2 separate regions of the Homo sapiens genome follow, and region 1 is linked to region 2. The links are chromatin contacts, found by Hi-C or POLR2A ChIA-PET in ENCODE. All regions are on one chromosome and are shown on one strand. The core of a region is the stretch at or near the end of the contact, and the rest is flanking DNA. Distances in the headings are between cores, read along the strand shown.

Region 1 (2,746 bases), core at 217-2,716, 100 kb after region 2:
TTCTTCCTTTTCCAGTGCAATATCATGTTGGATTTGAGGAAGACTGTATCTCTTCAAACCTGGAAGTCTGAGTTTGAATCCTTCCAGTTCTGTGACCTACCAGGTGTGTGACCTCATGCAAGATATTCAACCTCTTGCTTTGGTCTCCTCATCACTAAAAGGCCGATCTCCCTTATGGAGTGGTCGTGAGGATTAAAAAAGCTTTAAAAGTGCTTTGAAAGGCTGGGCACGGTGGCTCAAGCCTGTAATCCCAGCACTTTGGGAGGCCGAGGCAGGTGGATCACAAGGTCAGGAGATCAAGACCATCCTGGCTAACACCCATCTCTACTAAAAATACAAAAAATCAGCTGGGCGCGGTGGCAGGCGCCTGTAGTCCCAGCTATTCGGGAGGCTGAGGCAGGAGAATAGCGTGAACCCGGGAGGCGGAGCTTGCAGTGAGCCGAGATCGCGCCACTGCATTCCAGCCTGGGCGACAGAGCAAGACTCTGTCTCAAAAAAAAAAAAAAAAAAAAAAAGATAAAAAGAAAAAAAAAAATGTGCTTTGAGGCCAGGCACTCGTGGCTCATGCCTGTGATCTCGGCACTTTGAGAGGCGGAGGTGGGAGAATCGCTCCAATCCTGAGCCCAGGAGTTCCAGACCAGCCTGGGCAATAGAGCAAGACCCCCATCTCCACAAAAGATAATTTAAAAAACTTAGCCGGGTGTGGTGGGGCGCACCTGTATTCCCAGCTACTCGGGAAGCTGAGGCGGGAGGATCACTTGAGCCCAGGAGTTGGAGGTTGCAGTGAGCTATGATCACTCCAGCCTGGGCAACAGAGCAAGACCCCATCTCAAAATATAAAAATAAAAGTCCTTTGAACAGTGTGAAACCTAGCTCAGTGAATGGTGCTGTTACTATCATTGTTATTATCAACATTTCTGTTGAGGTAGTATGTGTAGGCTAAGAGCAGGGAGGTCAGGAGCTAGGCTGCCGGGTTCCAATCCCAGCTCCCACCACTTACCGACTGTGTGGCCTCGGGCAAGGGACTTTCCCTTTCTGGGCCTGTTTACTCATCCGCAGAACGGTGATGACCGCAGCCCTGCTCTCCTAGAGATCTCATGAGCGGATGTCTTTAAGGCACTCACTCCTCTAAAAGCTGGCACATCGGGAGCTCTATCGGCCTCTGTGGACGGAGCCCAGGGCCCTCCCAGCACCCGGTCCACCCCGCCCACCTCAATCATGACGCGGTCCCAGAGGCGGGTCAGCTCCTGGCCCTGGTCGGTGTCCGCGCTGTAGAAGGTCAGCATCTGCTTGGTGATCAGGGATGGGTTGGACACCATCTGAGGAGAACAGGGAAGAACAAGGGCCGGCAGGGCTGGGTGGGGAGAGAGGACGACCTCCGCCCCGCCGCGCCGGGACCCTCGCCCCTCCCATGCAGGTCAGGCCCCTCCCCAGGCCTCGCCGGGCTCACGTAGTCACGGTGGGTGTAGGACGTGATGCAGGAGGCGCACTCGAAGATGTAGACGATGAGCATGAGCACCAGGTACTGGGGAGACAGAGGGAGGACGGCCCGTCGGGCAGAGCCCGTGAAGCCACACCCCGTCAGGGAAGCATCACTGGGGAAATGCAAGTTTTAAAAAAGTTTGGGGCAGTGTGACTAGCAGCATCTATAATATGTGGTGGGTGTTCAGGTGTTCGCTGTATTGTCTTCCAACTTTTCTGTATTTTGAAATATTTAATTTAATTAATTTATTTTTGAGACAGGCGAGGCGTGGTGGCTCACGCCTATAATCCCAGCACTTTGGGAGGCCGAGGGGGCGATCACCTGAGTCAGGAGTTCGAGACCAGCCTGGCCAACATGGTGAAACCCCTTCTCTACTAAAAATACAAAAATTAGGGCTGGGCATTGGTGGCTCACACCTGTAATCCCAGCACTTTGGGAGGCTGAGATGGGAAGATTGCTTGAACCCTGGAGTTCAAGATCAGCCTGGGCAACACAGTGAGACCCCGTCGCTACAAAAAATAAAAATAAAAAAATTAGTTAAGCATAGTTACTACTAGTGGTAGTGTTAGTCCTAGCTATTTGGGAGGCTGAGGTTGGAGGATCGTTTGAGCCCAGTAGTTGGAGGCCTCAGCGAGCTATGATCGCACCACTGCATTCCTGCCTGGGCAACAGAGCAAAACCCTGTCTCTTAAAACAAAACAAACAAGGGTGGGTGCAGTGGCTTACGCCTGTAATCCCAACACTTTGGGAGGTTGAGACGGGTGGATCACCTGAGGTCAGGAGTTCAAGACCAGCCTGACCAATATGGTGAAACCCCATCTACTAAAAATGCAAAAATACAAAAATTAGCTGGGCATGGTGATGGGTGCCTGTAATCCCAGCTACTCAGGAGGATGAGATAGGAGAATAGCTTGAACCCAGGAGGCAGAGGTTGCAATGAGCCGAGATTGTGCCATTACACTCCAGCCTGGGCAACAGAGTGAGACCCTGTCTCTTAAAATAAAACAAACAACATAAAACGATGTTCTCAGATAATCAGAGACATTTGACACAGACTGGGTATTGGAAGATATAGAAGAACTTGATTGAATTTGGTGGGTTGTGCCAACGGCACAGAGGGCAGGAGAAAAAAAAAAGCTTGTCAGTTGATGTTTAATGCAAATTCTTTTCATGTCCTCACCTGGCACCTTCATCTATAAAGCAGCAGGAGGTTGCGTGTGGATGTGTGAACTCTGCTGCTGGGAGATGGATGACATTGCACAA
Region 2 (2,700 bases), core at 41-2,540:
TCTCCATCCCCTGAGGTTCCCCCATCCCAGGTTCCATGCCTTGACCAGAGCTTCTCCCTTCACAGCTCTGATCACTCTGAGATGGCACTGGTGGTGACAAGTTCATCTCTCTCATTGGACTATGACCGGCCTCCCAGAAGGAGGGCCCCAGACTGAGCTCCCCAGCATAGAGCTGGGCATTGAGTTGGTGTTCAGACATGATTGTTCCTGATTCTTTTCTGGGTCCCCAGTGCCAGCCCAGTCGCGCGCAGCAGGGACTGGGTAAAATCTGATGAATAAATTAACCAGCTGCCAGACAGATTCACTGGGCTGTAGCGTCTCCCTGCTCCATGTCCCTGCAACCCCCAGTCACCCTCAGGGTCTCACCCTCAGGGTCTGTCCCCCTCCAGCCCATAAGGTTCCCCAAGGCAGGATGGGAGCTGACTCTCTCTGTGCCTGGAGCGTGGGGCCTGCACAGAGGCGGTCTCAGTGAATGTCTGCTAAGTGAGGGAATGAATGGATGAATGAGCGGGAGCAGCATGGTGGGAGAGGGAAATGGTGGGGGAGGGGGATGAGGACAAGGAGATGGAGCAGACCCGAGGATCAAGGGAGGTACAGTGCTGGCCTGTTGGGGTGGAGTAAGGAAGGAGTGGCTGGAGAGACGAGGCAAAGGCTCAGACTGATGCGGGGCGGGGGGGATTGAGAGGAACTGGGATAGGGTGAAAATGAGGGAGAAGGAGAAGAAAAGGGTCAGGCTGGGGATGGAGCGGGTGGGGGGTGGGGCTCGGGAATGAGAAAGGGGCTGTGGGGAGGAGGAGGGGGCTCCGCCGGGGAGGGCTGAGGGCTGGCAGAAGGATGCCGAGGAAGGTGCTGGGATGGGAGCTGGGGAAGGACCCAGGAGCCTCAGGAGGCCCCTGCAGGGGCCACTTGGGTGGCGCGGGTCCCTTCCTGGACTAGCCCCGCCTCCTCCCAGCCCAGGCCCTAGGTCCCTGTCACCCCATCCAGGGCGTGGAAGACGGGGATGCGCGCTTAGGGGGCGGGGTCGAGGTACGGGCTGGGACCCGGGATGGGGCCGCAGGACGGGAGGGACCACGGCTGAAGCACAGGCCGCGGGATCGGGCGGGGCCGGGGGCGGGGCGCGCGGGGCGGGGCTGCGCACGGACAGACTGACATCCGGACGGACAGGCTGACGGCCGCGTGGGACCCTTACCACCATGGTCGCGTAGCCTCCTCAGGCCCCGGCCGCGCTCGACCCCTCGCTCGCCGTTCTCGTCGCCGCTGCCGCCGCCATGGCGACACAAAGGGGAGGGCGCGAGCCGCGCGCGGGCGGCTGCAGACCCCGCCCCTAACGGCTGCCCGTGGCTCCGGCGCGCGCCCCACGGGGGCGGGGGGCAGCGGGAACGCGGCGCTGCTTCTCATTGGCTCCGCCCTTGGCCTTAGGCCGATGCCCCGCCCACCCGGAGGCTTCTCATTGGTTTCACCTTGGGCTCCGCCCCGGCTCTGTGTCCTCGGTCCCGCCCCTCGAAGTTTGACAGCGCCACGCCCATGACTGCTTTTCATTGGCTGTCATCGCCCTCCTGAGACAAGCCCCCAGGTTCTTTATGCTTTGCTTCCGACACTTCCAACACCAAGCAATGGACCCTACCTTTCGTCCACTCCCAGTGTCCATTCTTCTGACTTTTTTATTTTTATTTCTTTAAGAGACAGGGTCTCACTCTGTCGCCCAGGCTGGAGCGCAGTCCTGCAATCGTGGCTTACTGCAGCCTCAACCTCCTGGGCTCAAGCGATACCTCCCATGTAGCTGGGACTACAGGCGTGCGCTACCACGCCTGGCTAATTTTTTTTAGACATGGGGGTCTCACTATGTTACCCAGGATGGTCTTGATCTCTGGGGCTCAAGAGATACTCCCTCCTCAGCCTCCTTTCAAAGCGCTGGGATGACAGGCGTGAGCCACCACGCCAGCCAGCCCCTGATAGTCTTAATTGGATTCTCCCACGGCCTCAGAGCAGTGCCCAGTTCCTTAAGCAGCTTTTCAAAGTCCCAGTCCCAAGTCTCACCTTTTCAGTCCTGATCCCGACCCCGCTCACATAATGCCGAGGACGCTCCGCCCATGGACGTTTCTCGTTGCCTCATATACCTTGCCTAGGACGTAACCCGAGGCTTTCTGCGATTTGGCCTCCCCTGCCCACTGGACATTTTCTTGTTTCCCCTTCTACTGCTTATTACGGGCCAATCTCCAGCCTTGATTTTTTTTTTCTAGGAAAATGCTTAGGGGGAAATGCCAGATCATGCTTATGCCCCCCATAAAGCCATTCCCAATGGAGCCTGCTAATACTGAGCATGCCCAGATAACACTGTAATAACGCCCTTCACAGGAGGGTCTCTCCTTAGTCATGCCCTCAACAAATTCTCATCTCAGAGGGTCTTGGTCTGTTCATTCATTCATTCATTCATTCATTCACTCAAACTCTAATCAATTTGTACATACATCAACAACCAAACCAGGAGAAAATATACCCTGCCCACATTGGAGCTCAAAAGCTACTGGGAGAAGACAATGAACAAAATTAACATTAAACAAAATATAGAATATTAGGCCAGGCGTGGTGGCTCACGCCTGTAATCCCAACACTTTGGGAGGCCGAGGCGGGCAGATCACTTGAGGTCAGGAGTTCGACACCAGCATGGCCAGCATGGAGAAACCCCGTCTCTACTAAAAA

Evidence for each region. Hi-C counts contacts between places; a loop is a spot of excess contacts on that map. ChIA-PET counts read pairs that join two places held with the same protein, here RNA polymerase II (POLR2A). Pooled maps may share reads with other maps.
Region 1: a loop to region 2 is called in a pooled map, with 2.6 times the contacts of the local background. The contact joins the promoter of UPK1A-AS1 here to the promoter of ARHGAP33 in region 2. A Hi-C loop is called at or near these places in 4 of 50 pooled maps. POLR2A ChIA-PET finds 5 or more read pairs at or near these places in 6 of 52 experiments (GM10248, GM12878, HEK293 and 3 more).

The regions. Positions count from the first base shown.
Region 1 is chr19:35,672,011-35,674,756 of GRCh38, reverse strand. It overlaps UPK1A-AS1 (UPK1A antisense RNA 1), which reads left to right and starts at 1,466. Exons shown (of 2, transcript NR_046420.1): 1 at 1,466-1,522. It overlaps UPK1A (uroplakin 1A), which reads right to left. Exons shown (of 8, transcript NM_007000.4): 4 at 1,451-1,525; 5 at 1,212-1,319.
Region 2 is chr19:35,774,154-35,776,853 of GRCh38, reverse strand. It overlaps ARHGAP33 (Rho GTPase activating protein 33), which reads right to left and starts at 1,290. Exons shown (of 21, transcript NM_001366178.1): 1 at 1,190-1,290. The coding sequence starts at 1,195. RefSeq lists a silencer at 1,029-1,508 and an enhancer at 1,739-1,798.